Regions from separate parts of the Mus musculus genome. Here region 2 is linked to region 1. The links are chromatin loops, found by intact Hi-C in ENCODE. Cell type or tissue: left cerebral cortex. All regions are shown on one strand.

Region 1 (8,000 bases):
CACACAGCTATATAGATAGAAGACTAACAGGGATTAGACATTTTATAAAGGTAAATGTGTTTCTATTATATTGTTATTACAGTTCATTCCCAGCTTCCTTCCAGTGTTTTGTGTGTGTGTGTGTGTGTGTAGTACAGACATACCTATCTGTGTTTAAGCATGTGGAGGCCAGAAAGAGGAGTCTATCAGATGTTCTTTACCCAATGTTTTGAGGAAAGTTTTCACTGAATGTGAAGCTGGCCATTTCAGCTAGATTGACTGTCAAACTACTGAGATCTCCCTGCCTCTGCTTGGGGTACAGGCACTTGCTGCCACACCCAGCCTTTGTGTGGGCTCTGGGGATTTAAATGTAGGTCATCTTGCTTTCACAGCAAGCCTCTTACCCACTAAGCCATGTCCCTATCCAGTTTCCTCTATTTTAAGGAGGAAAATAGAAGCAAATTTTTCTTGTACCATTTCTCACAGATTGCATTTTAGCAGCACCTGGAAATGTTTTGATGAGACCTGAAGACATAGGAAAGAAATTTAAATGTACTGATTAAAGTGTGTAGAGATTGAAGGAAAGACCATCCAGAGACTGCCCCACCTGGGGATCCATCCCACATACAGTCACCAAACCCAGATACTATTTTGGATGCCAACAAGTGCTTGCTGACAGGAGCCTGATATAGCTGTCTCCTGAGAGGCCCTGCCAGAGCCTGACAAATACAGAGTAGGATGCTTGCAGCCAACCATTGCACTGAGTGCAGGGTCCCCAATGGAGGAGTTAGAGAAGGGACTGAAGGAGCTCAAGGGGTTTGCAGCCCCATAGGAAGAACAACAATATCAACCAACAAGACCCCCCCCCCCAGAGCTCCCAGGGACTAAGCCACCAAGGAGTACACATGGAGGGACCCATGGCTCCAGATGCATTTGTAGCAGAGGATGGTCTTGTTGGACAATGGGAAGAGAGGCCCTTGGTCCTAAGAAGGCTCAATGCCCTAATGTAGGGGAATGCCAGGACAGGGAAGCGGGAGTGGGTTGGTTGGTGAGCAGGGGGAGGGGGAATGGGGTAGAGGATTTTCAGAGGGGAAACCAGGAAAGAGAATAACATTTGAAATGTAAATAAAGAAAATATCAAAGAAAAAAAGAACAAACAAAGAAAAAAAAAGGGAAATTCATCTATAGTTTGTATGCTACTTTCCAGCATCCCTGAAAGAACATTGTACGGGATAAATACATGTCATAATTAGTCAGCAGGGAGAACTGTGAGAGAGAACTACACAGGCTTACTTTCCTCATATCAGGGTTAGAAAAAAGTAAACATATGGACAGGAAAGAGAATGGTAAATGTAAATACTACTGTGCAAAAGCAGTTAGATAGTTGTTTCTGCAAAAGAAACAAACTATTGTTTTTTAAAAGAAGCCCTATCTCAAGAAAGCAAACAAACAAAGCAAAACAGTTAGTAAGTGATAGCTACAGTCCTTTTGTTACTCTCAATTATCCCACACTAGTAAGTAACAATGACAAATGAGAAAACAACACAAAACAAAACAAAACAAAACAAAACAGAACAGTAGAAAGTCAGAGCTGTGAGATTTTTTTTTCAGTGTTTTAAGTTGGAAATTTGAGGTGCAGACACTGAAGATTAACTATGTTGACATCCCCATTGCTTTCACTATGTGTATAAACAAAATATACCTCTGATTATGAAGTAATTAAATGCTTTAAACAATAAAAATGGTCAAATATAAACAACAGCAACAACAAAAAGCAAAAACAAAATGCCTCCATAAAAACAAGCTATAGGGCATATTCTTAATTATTGATTGCTGGAGGGATAGCCCAGCCCATTGCAGGTGGTATGATATCCATGTGAGGAACATAATCATTCACTACCAATGAGTTGGTCTTTAAGAGAAGCACAATCTATTGGATTCAATACATCCTACTGTTATGCCAAGGAGAGGGATAGAAAAGTGCGTTTGTATACTCAGAAACACAGACATCTTCCCAATCTTCAAAATAGAAATGTACACAAGAAAGTTGAATAAATGATTACACACACATACTATCCTATTTTGGATATCATTAAAGAAAAGAAAGCAAGTTAAATTTGTTGATTAAAAACATGCCAAAGATATGAAACAGAAAGATACTGAATAGTTTCTATAATAATCCCCTTTGCTCATATTTTAAGGAAATGAATATAAACAAATGAATAGTAATTAGTGACAGAGCTTTGTTTTCATGCATAGGAAAACCAAAATTTGTAAAAGTGCACACACTCAAAACTGAGGTCAGGGTTATTTGGAGGAAGGAAAGGCTGACTGAGAGTTTAACTATTTTCATAATCTATACGATACCAGCATTTAACCCACAACTTTTATCCTAAGAGACAGAGAAAATCCATTTCCCACCTGACTTTTTCAAGTAGTACTTGATAACTGAAGAAAATCCTTGAGGTGCCACAAAGTTGCAATCTCCTTCCTTCCCTTTCATTCCTTCAATGGGGGATGTCAGAGGCTTCAAAATTCCATGAGCTAACAGTTCCTCATAAAAACTGAAATAATCATTAAATGTAAATGTATAGTTTAATTAGCTCTACAACTGTCTTGCTTTATCTAACCATTTGACATTAAACATCAAATCACACTATAAATCCTCATATAATTAAGCAGTGGATATGATTTTAAACAAAACTTGAAGAACAGAAATGCTTCAAGAATATGTAAATCTGCTGATGTTAGCCAACTCCTACTTCACTCTATAAACAAGAAAAGTACATAGAAAAGTATTATATGCCTCATTTTAAATGTGCTTAGAAACTGCCCCACCTGGGGATCCATCCCATAAACAACCACCAAACCCAGACACTATTGCAGATGCCAACAAGAGCTTGCTGAAAGGAGCCTGATATAGCTGTCTCCTGAGAGGCTCTGCCAGTGCCTGACTAATACAGAAGTGGAACACAGGGTCCCCAATGAAGGAGCTAGAGAAAGTACCCAAGGAGCTGAAGGGGTTTGCAGCCCCTTAGCAAGAACAACAATGTGAACTAACCAGTAACTCCAAAGCTAACTGGGACTAAACCACCAAAGAAAACACACGGAGGGACTCGTGGCTCTAGCTGCATATATAGCAGAGGATGGCCTAGTCGCTCATCAATGGGAGGAAAGGCCCTTGGTCCTGTAAAGGTTCTATGCCCTAGTATAGGGGAATGCCTGGGCCAGGAACCAGGAGTGGGTGAGTTGGGGAGCAGGGGAATGGGGGAGGATAGCAGACTTTTGGAGGGGAAACTAGGAAAGGGAATAACATTTGAAATGTAAATAAAGAAAATACTTAATAAAAAAATAAGGAAAATACTGACTGTCATTACTATCTGCCATCTTCCACACCAGCAACTAACTACATGTTATTGAGGGTCCCTTTTTATTGTTCCATATACAATTTCATCCAACCTTCATAAGGACAATACGAACATGTCATTGTCATAAGAGGCAAAGTTTAAAATGTTTTAGAATGGATGATCTGTATCATTTTACACCACATATGTATCTACTAAAACTTGTGGTGACTAACTTACTTTTGGTGCTCTTTGACATAATGAGGAGAGCAGGTGATGTACTGAGCTCCCAAGTCAGCTGTGCATCGGGGATTATGAGGACTGCTGGCAGTAATCATTCTTCCCCCTTAAAATAATTCATAAGCAACTGTCAGTCATAAATGAACTTCTTGAAATTGTACAAGTCACCCTAGCTTGGTTGCTTTATTGTCTTTGTCCAAATACATTAAACTCATTAAGGTAAGCTAAAGACTTTATATCGCTCATTATCTTGGTTATTTGGTCCTGTTTTTTTTGTTTTGTTTTTTGTTTTGTTGTTGTTGTTGTTTGGTTTTGTTTTTAATTTGAGGAAATAACTCATGAAACTCATGAATAATACAGCATTGCTTTACAATGTCATTAGTACAAATTGTGTTAATCTGAACAAATGAACGAATTAATGGATGACTAAAACTAAACGGATGGAACGCCACAAGGAGTAAAAAAAACGTTCCTCAGTCAGGATGTACAAGAAGGCCTCTTATTCTAGACGTCTGGGAAGTCTTGGTCGAGGTGGATTTGGGGATCTGCATCCTGGAGAAAGCTTCAATGATAGAGAGCAGCTTAGCCCACAGGGCTCCGGTGGGCGGATGCTTGCGGGTCACAAGCTTCCCTGGGCAGGGCTCTGTGCACCGCCTCTGGGCAGGGCTCCGGGTCCAGTCCTCTCTACACCAGAAGCGGCTTTTGGGCGGCAGCAGCCTCCAGTCACGTGACAGCTCTCACACGGAGAGCGCTCAGCCGCGGCGTCTGCGCCGGAGAAGCCCCCACTGACTGGGATTTTCTCTCAGAGCGACTGGGTGGCCCGCCTACTTCACCGAGGAGAGGCCTGTTACGCTCTGGCTGTCCTAACAACTCACCTATATCCCCACCCTTGTCTCACAGGCCGAGGTACAGGGGGGCGGTTATTTCCTTCCTCAGCAGCGCGGCACACAGACTTCCGGTTAGCCCAGCGCCCACGACCAGTACCCGGGACATGGCGGCTGCCCTTCGGCTAGGCCGCTGACAGAGACGCGGAGCCTCGCCGTCCCACTCTACCACTGTGTCCCCGCGTGGGTCAGGCAGGGCGGTGCCCTGCGCGAGACGTCTGCTCCTGAGAGCGCGGAGAACCCACAGGGGTGACTGAGGCCCCGGCGACTTTCTGCCCAGGCCTCCACCGGGCAGCTTGGTTACCCGGTGAGCCCCAATCCCATCGTCCCCTGGAGGATAAATCAGGAAGTCACCGCCAGTTGGCCTCTTGAGGATGACTGAAGTGAGGGAGAGGAGTCAGCAGCAAAGCCACAGCCAGATTTCTTCTGTGGTTTTATAGGCCTCTTCAGGTGACAGAGGGTTTTGAAATCAGAGACTTTTTTTTTTTTAATCATTGTTACACCACCTCAGAGACTATAAATTATGTGTCCTTCCTGACATTGGCTCCTCAGTGACTGCAAAATGTGGAAAATAATACCTCCTTTCCAAAGTTGTGAAGAATACAGGTACTTGGTTCACCAGAAAATTTTGTCTCACTTACCATGTCCACAAATACAAACTTCTGTGTCAAAATGGGATCACTGTGAATGAAGGAATATTCTGTAAAGTAGAATCTGTCACTACCATGGCCCTGGCATCAACTTTGCCCTAAGAAGTTCTCAATTAAAAAAAAAAAAAAAAAGCAATGAAAAATAGGAACCATTAAAAATAATTACCTGAAAAATGCTATGGAACCTTGACAATAGTATCCAATAATAAAAACAGTTAAAAGTCAAGTTTTGCTTAATGTGTTCTGATGACAAAAATTCCTGTCATCAAATTTTTGTTTGATCAGTTTTTTTTAATCTAAGAAAAGAACTTGAAGAAAATGTGGGTGAACATAGATACCCTAAGAATACTTGTAAGCTTAGCAGTAAAAGAACAGGAAAAGCATTGAATGCAAAATGATTCGAAGCTGTTTTTAGAGTTGTTCAGTTTACATGAGTATGTGGACTTTCTGTTGCTTTTGTTATTGAAGTCAAGTTGTAGTCCTTGGTGATCTGATAGAACGTGTGGGATTAATGCAATCTCCTTGTATCTGTTGAGGCTTGTTTTTTGTTCAAATATATGGTCAATTTTGGAGAAGTTTACACGAGGTGTTGAGAAGAGGGTTTATTTTTTGGTTTGGGGATGAAATGTTCTGTAGATATCTGTTAAATCCATTTGATTCATAACTTCGGTTAGTTTCATTGTGTCTGTTTAGTTTCTGTTTTAATGATCTGCCTATTGTTGGAAGTTGGTTATTGAAGTCCCCCACTATTATTGTGTGAAGTTCAATGTGTGTTTGAGCTTTAGTCAAGTTTCTTTTACAAATGTGGGTGACCTTTCATTTGGGGCATAGATGTTCAGCCTTGAGACTTCATCTTGGTGAATTTTTCCTTTGATGAGTATAAAGTGTCCTTCTCCATATATTTTGATTAATTTTGGTTGAAAGTCTATTTTATTGGATATTAGAATGGTGACTCCAGCTTGTTTCTTAGGACCCTTTGGCTTAGAAAACTTTCCAGTCCTTTACTCTGAGGTAGTGTCTGTCTTTGTTTCTGAGGTGTGTTTTCTGTATGCAGTAAAATAATGGATCCTGTTTGCATATTTAGTCTGTTACCCTGTGACATTTTATTTTTGAATTGAGTATGTTGATTTTGAGAGATAGTAAAGACCAATGATTTTTAATTCCTGTTATTTTTGTCATTGGAGGTGGTATTATGTATGTTTGAGGCTCTTCTTTTGGTTTTGTTGTGAGATAATTCATTTCTTGTGTTTTCTTGGGTATAGTTACTTTCCTTGCGTTAGAGTTTTGCTTCTAGTATCCTCTGTAGGGCTGGATTAGTAGAAAGATATTGTTTAAATTTGGTTTGTATCATGGAATATCTTCATTTCTCCCTCTACTGTGATTGACAGTTTTGCTGGGCATAGTAGCCTGGGCTGCCATCTGTGGTCTCTTAGAGTCTATATGACATCTGTCCAAGATCTTCTGGCTTTAAGTGTCTCTCTTGAGAAGTCTGGTGTAATTCTGATAGGTCTGCCTTTATATGTTACTTGGTCTTTTTCCCATACAGCTTTTTAATATGCATTCTTTGTCCTGTACATTTTGTGTTTTTATTATTATGTGGCAGGAGGGTTTTCTTTTCTGGTTCAATCAATTTGGTATTCTGTGGGTTTCCTGTACATTTATGGCTATCTCTTTCTTTAGGTTAGGAACATTTTCTTCTATGATTTTTTGAAGATGTTTTCTGGCCCTTTGAACTGGGAATCTTCACTCTCTTCTATTACTATTATTTTTAGGTTTGTCTTTTCATTGTGTCCCAAAATTCCTGGATGTTTTGGGTTAGGAATGTTTTATCTTACTTTCTTTGACTGATATGCCGATATCTTCTATGATATGTCCTACATCTAAGATTCTCTCTTCCATCTCTGGTATTCTGTTGGTCATGATTGCAGCTGTAGCTCCTGATCTCTTTCTTAGGTTTTCCATATCTAGGGTTGCCTCCATTTGTGATTTCTTTATTGTTTCTATTTCCATTTTTAGGTCTTGGACTGTGTTGTTCTATTCCTTCACTTACTTGATTGTATTTATTTCTTTAAGGGATTTGTTTCCTCTTTGAGGCCTCTGTTTTCCTGTATTTCTTTAAGGGAGTTATTTATATCCTCCTTAAAGACCTCTATTATTTCTATGAGATGGGATTTTAGATCAGAATCTTGCTTTTCAGCTGTGCTAAGGTATACAGATTTTGCTGTGGTAGGAGAACTGGGTTCTGATGGTGCCAGTTTACATTGGCTTCTCTTACTTATGACCTTGTGCTTGCTTTTTACTCTGCTGTTAACTGTCTTTGGTGTCTTGTACTGGAGCAGCCCTCCTTAGAGATAGGTAAAGCTGTGTGACTGGGGTTAGAGCAGGCTTTCTGGGAGGCAGGCAGTGCTGTCTCTGAGTAGGGCAGGCCTTGTGTGTCCCTGTTTAGAGTAGTCTTCCTGTGTCCCTGTCTCCTTGTGTTCTTGGTTATGGAAGACCTCCTGGGAGACAGGTAGGGTGAAGGGGGTTGGGGAGGAGCAGACATGCTGATCTGCCACACTGCCAGTCTGTAACCATGAATAGTTAATCTACTTTGAACTCACTCTTGGCAGATGATTGAGCTTTTACCCATCTGTACTGGCTGGTTTTGGGTGTCAACTTGACACAGGTTGGAGTATCCCAAAGAAAGGAGCTTCAGTTTGGGAGATGCCTCCATGAGATCCAGCTGTAAGGCATTTTCTCAATTAGTGATCAAGGGGGAAAGGCCCCTTGTGGGTGGGACCATCTCTGGGCTGGTAGTCTTGGGTTCTATAAGAGAGCAGGATGAGCAAGCCAGGGGAAGCAAGCCAGTAAAGAACATCACTCCATGGCCTCTGCATCAGCTCCTACTCCCTGACCTGCTTGAG
Region 2 (8,000 bases), 390 kb after region 1:
CACTGAATGAACTTAGTATGTACATGTATGTGTAATGGTGATACTGAAGGAGACAGTCATGAACTTGCAAGGGAAGGGGCACAGAGGAATTGGAAGAGAATAGGAAGGGATGGGAATGATGTCGGTATAGTTCTAATGTATAAAATTGTCAAAAATAAAATATAAATTAATATGAAGAAGAATAAATATTAAAAATATATCCATCCTAAGGAGAGTGCATTGGACAAAGTGCAGACTGGCAAACTTTGAGGAGAGACTTTCTGCAGCCATCAAGGGAGGAGGTGTGGGTGAATGGGCAAAAGACTGTACTGGTAGATCTCTTCCTTAGCAAACTTGTTTGGAAAAGTGTAAGTATACCACCACTTTGACTTCATCACAAACCTTGAAAGCCGTTGGAGTAAAATAAGCTGGAAGGCGCCCAGAACCTTTGACATATTTAACAGTATGAATTGGAGCTATTAAAATGCTGAGTTTAATCTTTTCAGCCAGTTCTTGATTTGTTGCAAATGCCCCCAGAGCTGAAAGAAATAATACATATGAATATAAACACAAATTATGTAGTTGTTGTTCTCCATTCTTAACATTTTCTGCATAGATATGTTTTTTTCAACAGAGATTATGTTTGCTTTTTGCAGACATTTAAACTCGTTCCTGAAGATTTCCCTTAATTTACTCATCTCTTCAATTTGCATCTCCCCCCCACCACTTACTGTGAATGATGCTGTTTATGACTTACCATTAGAAAAAAAAAAAGTCTGGAAGAGGAAACATACTCTGGTCTTTGAGAGATCTCTCTAATAATTTCTGGAATTCTGTTACGTTGGCATTTTATTCTCTGCGCTGTTGTACTTAATTTGTTTTGTATTCTCACCAATGGAAGCTTATTTACATTAATTAAAGAATTACAGATGGCCTTAGAGTTTTTCACATATTTGGGGCTGACCGTAATTAAGAATCCACTCAGTACTCTTAAACATTAAAGTCTTCCCTGACTCTCGGAAGAGACACCTACACAAAGTATCACACATTGATTTTAACGATCTCTAGATTTTTAATGATTTTCCTTCACATGTCCTCCATGTAGAATAGCCGGCCCACTCGTATAGGTGCACACCTATATATCAATCTACTTATCTATCTACAATCATTCTGTCTGTCACATTATAAATTGGAAAAATGGATACATTAGTTAAGAATATCTTCCTTGACCATCTGTTCTTGGTCACATTTGTCCTTTGAAAGTATATTCTTTGTACAAACCCAAACAATCTCAATCAAATCTGTGTAAGAGCTGAATGAGACAGTGGAGACAGATTCATAGAGCATTTTCTAAGAAAATGGACACTCCAATTTTCAATATATATAATGCCATTTGAGAAAGAACACTCACGTGAGTACACACACACACACACACACACACACACACCACACAATGATTAGTCTCATAACTTCTAGGTATAGAAAACCCTAGGAGTACTTCACATTATGGACTTAATTTAAATATTTTATGCAATAGATACTGTGATTTCAACATTTTACATTTTAAATCAGGCTACAGTTGTTATCATATGTCAGAGCTTCTCTGTGTTTTACCAAGTGGTGTAAATTATATGTATATGTTTGTTCTTCAGCATACAACTTCAACATTGTTCTTCCTTGCATACCGATTAGGGTTCCTTGAGAATGGCCAGCATAGTAAATTTGCTTTTGTCCTGTTTTCTCCAGAATGAAATTAATGATGGCTGGAAGGTCATATTTTATCATCTCATCATAACTGCAAGAAAACAGAATGGAGAAAAAGTGATTTAGTTACTAACTAATAGGCAAATAATTTCTGTTTTAAGTGATGTCTCTATGTGATCTATATGAAAGGTAACATGGTTCTCAAAGTGTTGGCAATTATCGATTACTATCCATTTGTTCACTATGTTGCCACCTTATGATCACCATTTCTTTGTGATTACAAATTTCCCATGACATTTGTCCACAGTTATTTACATTGCACAGAATTAAGATATCTTTGCTATGTGCCTAGTGAATGAAATGTTAGACATAATTCAGAGCACTTTTGCTTTAGAGTCAATTTTCTAAAAATTCTAGGTTCTTCATATGACCATTATATGATTTAGAATTGGGAAGTAGGTTGCAAAATCTATGCCAAGGTTCCTTGGGGGTGGGAGGGAGAGAGAGAGAGAGAGAGAGAGAGAGAGAGAGAGAGAGAGAGAGAGAGAGATTGCTAGAGGTATAAAGATGAATACGTAAAGGAAGTTGATTAAACAAATTAATGAGATAATATTTACATAATTCATACACAAAATCATGCACACACAAAAAAATCAGAATGCATGCTTAAAGAAAAAGTAATTGAGAATGGTTGTAGGCAAATGTCTGTTTTCCAAATCATTTTTAAAAATATATCAAATTTACTTCAATAAAACAAGTTTATACAGACATCGGTGAGCCTTTTGATAAAACTCAGTGAGTAAAGGCATTTGTTACCAAGCTGGTTGTACTGACTTTATCCCCAGGACCAACATGGATAAAGTATATAGCAAATTTTCTTAAGTTGTTTCTTGGCCTCTCCAAACAAACTGAAGCATTTACATACATATACACACACACACACAGACACACACACACTGAATAATTTTAAAATTAACTGGATTTATTAGTGGACTAATATTTCAAGAAGACTATAATGACAATTTTATTATAATTATTAGGTATAGTAATCATAATACAAAGGTCCAAACTATATTACCCAAATCATTCTTTTAAAATCATTCTAAGTGAAATGTCTTCAATTCAGACCCACAAAATTATTTAACCATTAAACTATTTGACATTCTTTTAACACAAAAGTAGAAATCACAGGGAATTGTTCCCTACCTAAAAGCCCAGAATTCTTTAGAATCTGGGTTGAGGGTCACGTGTTTCTTTGCCCAGGTACTTCCTCTGTTGTTTCCCAACCACACATCATACCCAGCATCTGCTAGGATGAAGGCCAGGCTGTTGTCAGGGGGATTGGAAACCCATACACCAGCAGTTGAAAACAAGCCAGGGAGACAAAATACTACCATCTTTGGGGCTGCAAAAACAATCATGAACATGCTTTACACCATTAGAGTCTACTGACAATGTAAGCAAGAAAATCAAATATTCATAATGGAACCAAAAGATTTTGAAACTAGCACACAGGGATGTACTAAGACTTCATTTCACTTATGTCAGTTAGTCAATCAATATGGAACTGCACACACAAAAAAGAGTTGTTTTTATAGGATTTTGATCTCCTTCCTACCACACCCTCATCAACCATAAATTTTCCTATATCTGTTAATCTTTTAGATTTTATAGTTTGTAGTTATTTAAAAGGAATGGTTCATACTATCAAAAATCCAAGAGTCAAATGTACAAAAATACTAATTGCTAAACATCTAAAGATTAATATGCAGTTTCTTTTAAAATTCACTGGACTCTAAGAACATCAAGGGCTTCTAGGTGGATATGAGGAATGGACCAAATCATATGTATTAACATCTGGAATATAAACTATGAATACTCACAACAGGTAACAAAAGGATTTCCCAGATGCAGTGTGCTTGAAAATTATTTAGGGGCTCAGCTACCTCTGTAGAAGCACATTCTTGTTCTCACAGGGACCAATGAAAGCTTGGTTCCTTTAAGCCCCTGTTGTAGTCATGGGCACCATGGATCTCTGATTACTCTTTTGAAATCACTCACTTTGGAGGTAACTATTTTGTAAGTCATAGCTTAGCATGTCCTTGCCTCAGGGTGCTGAGAGCTTCAGTATGTATCTCACTCAGATCTTACCTGAACTATTAGCATTGTTCTTCCCATGAGGAATTCGGTTAATTGGAAGAATGTAACCATCATCAGTCACAACCTCATATTCTTCACTTGGATATTCCCAGTGTTTAATAATCTGACTCTACAAGAGAAAACATGCAATAATGATTTTCATGAATTTTGAAAATACTCATTTCTCAAGTTCCTTAAAATAGAATTATTTCTTCCTGGTATTAAGTCATCATTCTGGTCACTGTTCAGATTGTAAGAGATGCAGCCATTTAGAAAGGTTCAAATAAACTCACAGAGATAAAGCAGATGCATTTAATTTTATTAGTGATAAGAATAGCTTAGAAAATTGTAGATAGATCTACCTGAATACCCAGCAATACCACTCTTGGGTATATACCCAAAAGATGCTCGAGCATGCCACAAGGGCACGTGTTACACTATGTTCATAGCAGCCTTAATTAAGATAGCCAACAGTTGAAAACAACCCAGATGTCTCACAAATGGAAAAATGGATACAGAGAATTTACACAATGGAATACTACTCAGCTATAAACGAGGACAACATGAGTTTTTCAAGCAAATTAGAAAATTTCATCTTGAGTAGGTAACTTAGATCCAAAAAGACATGCGTGGTATATACTGACTAATACGTGGATATTAGCCAAAAAAGTATTGAATACCCAGGACATAACACAGAGGACTCAAGAAGGTTAACAAGCTGAAGGACACAGTGGGGAGGAAAGCAGTTTTGAGGGCAGACGGTGGGAGGGGGCTGGGAGGGAGAGGAGACAGAAAAGTGAGGAGGGGAACATGATCAAGTATTGTGGGGGGAGGTGAACAGGAGTGAAGCCCTGAGGGCCAGCAGAAAGAATGGAAACAGGCAACCTTGGGAGGTAGGAGGTGGGGCAGACCCTCCAGAATGTAGCAGAGACCTGAAAGTTGAGAGATTCTCAGAACTCAAAAGGAGGAACCGTAGATGAAGTCCTACAGTGGGGAGTGGGAACTTGTAGAATCCACCTCTAGTGGCAGGACAAGTGGAGGAATGGGGTTGCCACCGCACAGTCAAAAGCTCTGACTCAGAATTGTTCCTGCCTGAAGGAACTGCAGGGACAAAAATAGAGAAGAACATGAGAGAAATGAGATTCAGTGAGAGGCCCAGATTGGAATCCAGCTCAAGCAGCAGCCAGGGAATCTGACACTGTTACTGATGCTGCGGTGTGCTTGCAGACAAGAACCTAGCATGGCTGCTTTCTGAGAATCCCAACAAGCAGCTGAAAGAATCAGGTGCAGGTACCAGCACCCAATTAATATACTGGACAGAAGCCGGGGACCTCTGTGGTTGAATTAGGAAAAAGTTGGAAGAAGCTGAGGAGGAGGGCGGGCCCCATGTAGAGAGCAGAAGCCTCAATTGATCTTACCGCCGAGATCTCTCCAACATGGAGACACCATCCGGGCAGCATATGCCAGCTGATATGGTGCCTCCAACACAGATACAGCCGAGGTTTGCCTGGTCTGGCCTCAATGAGAGAAGATGTACCTAACCCTCCGGAGACTTGAGGCTCTAGGAGGTTGGGAGTTCTGGTGGGGTGGGGTGGGGCTGGGGGCATCCTTTTGGAGATGGGGCTGGGGGAGGAGGTATGGAATGGGGAGCGGTCGAGTGGGGCAGACGAGGATGGGGATGAAGCCAGGCCTATAAAAATAATTAAAGAATTAAAAAATAAATTAAAAATGAATAGCTTACAACATTCATGTTAGATTCAGGATTCTTGTTTGGTCCAATTAAACAAAATATTTTTCCAAGTACATGGATAAGGCACATTGTTCTCAGCAGCCACAGCATTTTAAACCTGCAGGGAAATAGTTATTTTCATGAAGGAGCAAAAGGCATGGTACTGTGTATCTCAGTTTATTGCATATATTTTATGTCCATATGCAGCCTTCCTTCACTGAAAATTTTCATATTATATAATAAGAATCTTAGATGAACTCAAAAACTTTAAAATAAATACAGCAGAAAACTATGGGACAAAGAACAGCTTAGATATAATTAAAAGTCAGCTTAGATATAATTAAAATTGACAATATGTTTTATAAAATCTGCCTGTTTCTTAGCAGTTCCTAAAAACAAAATAATCTTAACTAATTTGCTTATAAAACCTCACTGATGCCTATTTGAGGTTTACCCGAAAGGACTAAGATTAGTATACAATTTATTGGTTAATGATTTAAAGAAATTACTTAATTTGACATTTGATTTGACAAGCATCCAAGCCTTTAGTTTTTTTTTTGCATCAGAGTGAGGATAGGAGGAAAGGTTAAAAAAATGATAGCAGAGATGAATGAAAAACCAGGTGAATGGATTTCCACATGTTGAAGATATGTATTACAAGGAATCCTTTCTGTCCACCATAACTTTCCTGCCTTCTTTCCTAACTAGGTATTCCACCACTATTCTTTGAATTTCTAAAATATGTGCTTAAAAAAGTCATGAGACATAAACATCTCTTTTCCATCCCCTCTCTAAGCCTAATTTTAAAGTGCCAATTGAGAACAAAGTTTTAATCATCACAAATTTGTTAGTTTAGGTGAACCCACTAGATTGCGTCCCTTTTCCTGTTCCAAGCACAGGATGTGGCTTCTTGTTTTTCTTTTTTTTCACCTTATTTTATTATTCAATTCCCTAATATCAAGATACCAAGCAAGGTAAAAAAGAGATATGAATTAGACAAATAGTCTTAGTAATAAAATCAGTATTGTAAATGCCAACCTTCATGGTGTGCTCTCTCTCTCTAAATACTATCTAAATAATGTCTAAATAACATCTAGCTGTTTTACTACTGAGCCTAAACCAATACAATTAATAGCGTATCATACTTACTGGTCCCAAATATAATTAATTTGATATCTTGTAGTCCAAATAAAATTTTAATTCTCTCTTTTTTTCCCATCCTGCTCACTATTAATATAGCATGAATGTATTTTTTGGATGACCTTTTATAGAAATGGACAGTGCCTACTTTAACCATGAACTTGGATGCTTGTCAAATCAAATGTCAAATGTTGCAAAGCTCTCACAACTGACACGGTTTCTTAGCTCTGGACTCATCACCTGCCAATACCCTCCTCTACAACTGCAACCTTAGTGTGAAGACTGAAGCTTTCTTTAGATTTTAAGCTGAACAACCACTCACCAGGCTGTATTTTCCTCAAAATAGTAATTATAACCATATTTCCTTACTGAATAATTTGAAATCTGAGATATATAGTACAGAATGAACAAAGTAATAGATAGCGATTGTAAACAATGCCACTTTAAAGACATTTTCCCCTGTAACTCACTTAAGAGCAACATGTGTATAGATTTGGGAGATGATATCTTCAGAACATAAAAGTGACAAAGCATGATTAGCAATGATGTTTTAAAACATTCAGAAATGTCTAATCCCATATCCCGGGGGGGGGGACCCTCACATATTGATAATAGGGAATGCATATGGTACTACTCGAATGTGACTTGTGTCCCAGGGTCTATTGCTGGGAGGTTGCTGTTCAGAGTTACAGTGCAAATACTGTGGAACCTTTTGGAAATGGGGCCTTGTTGCAATTACTATGTCAGGAGAACCTCATCATTAAATGGATCCATGCTGTATCTCAGAAGTAGGTCACATATGGGTGGAAGTGATGATTCCAAAGGACATTTTGTTATAAAAAAAAAAAAGGCAAAAAATGCATCTGGCTTGTCTCTATCATTTGATTCCTAGATGTCTCTGGGACCCCTTCTCCACACACTTCTTACTGTACTATGTTTCCTGGCATTTTGCAGCCCCCAGAACTGAGCAAACACCATTTCCCTAAAATCTACAGAAGACTGAACCATATGGACCCATTTTACAATGCATCCACTGTGTGGTGTTTTCTTTCAGACTCAGAAATTGGGCAAGATCATTGTTCAAATCTATTCTAAATAAATATTCTTTATTACAGTAAATATCGTAAGCACAATTACAGCCACTTGTAAGCTACATGTGGCAACCAATGGTTTATGAAAGTATTATATAAAAATTCAAATAAAATATACTGTCTCACAAGATAGTTCTACTATTATTAACATTTCTGTGTTACCTTAAAGCTCTTTCCATAGGAACATCTCTGTAAGTTCTTTTCACAGGTTATCACTT

Evidence for each region. A loop is a pair of places that touch in the nucleus more often than their neighbours do. Peaks named below come from ENCODE experiments on the same cell type or tissue, not always from the same donor. Only the 100,000 strongest peaks of a DNase experiment are listed, where the experiment ranks them.
Region 2: a loop joins it to region 1, with 2.2 times the contacts of the local background. A loop is called at or near these places in 2 of 42 quality-filtered maps.

What each region holds. Positions count from the first base shown.
Region 1 is chr19:33,387,517-33,395,516 of GRCm38, forward strand. It overlaps Gm29998 (predicted gene, 29998), which reads left to right and starts at 4,285. Exons shown (of 4, transcript NR_166828.1): 1 at 4,285-5,053. It also overlaps the pseudogene Rnls. In left cerebral cortex, a CTCF peak has its summit at 4,765; DNase peaks (open chromatin) are centred at 4,267, 4,520 and 4,736; H3K4me3 peaks cover 1,375 bases; H3K27ac peaks cover 900 bases.
Region 2 is chr19:33,781,791-33,789,790 of GRCm38, forward strand. It overlaps Lipo1 (lipase, member O1), which reads right to left and starts at 5,662. Exons shown (of 9, transcript NM_001323065.1): 1 at 5,564-5,662; 2 at 3,835-3,952; 3 at 2,890-3,088; 4 at 1,665-1,774; 5 at 382-518. The coding sequence starts at 5,662. In left cerebral cortex, no CTCF peak of the experiment used is centred here; DNase peaks (open chromatin) are centred at 4,949 and 5,656; H3K27ac peaks cover 452 bases.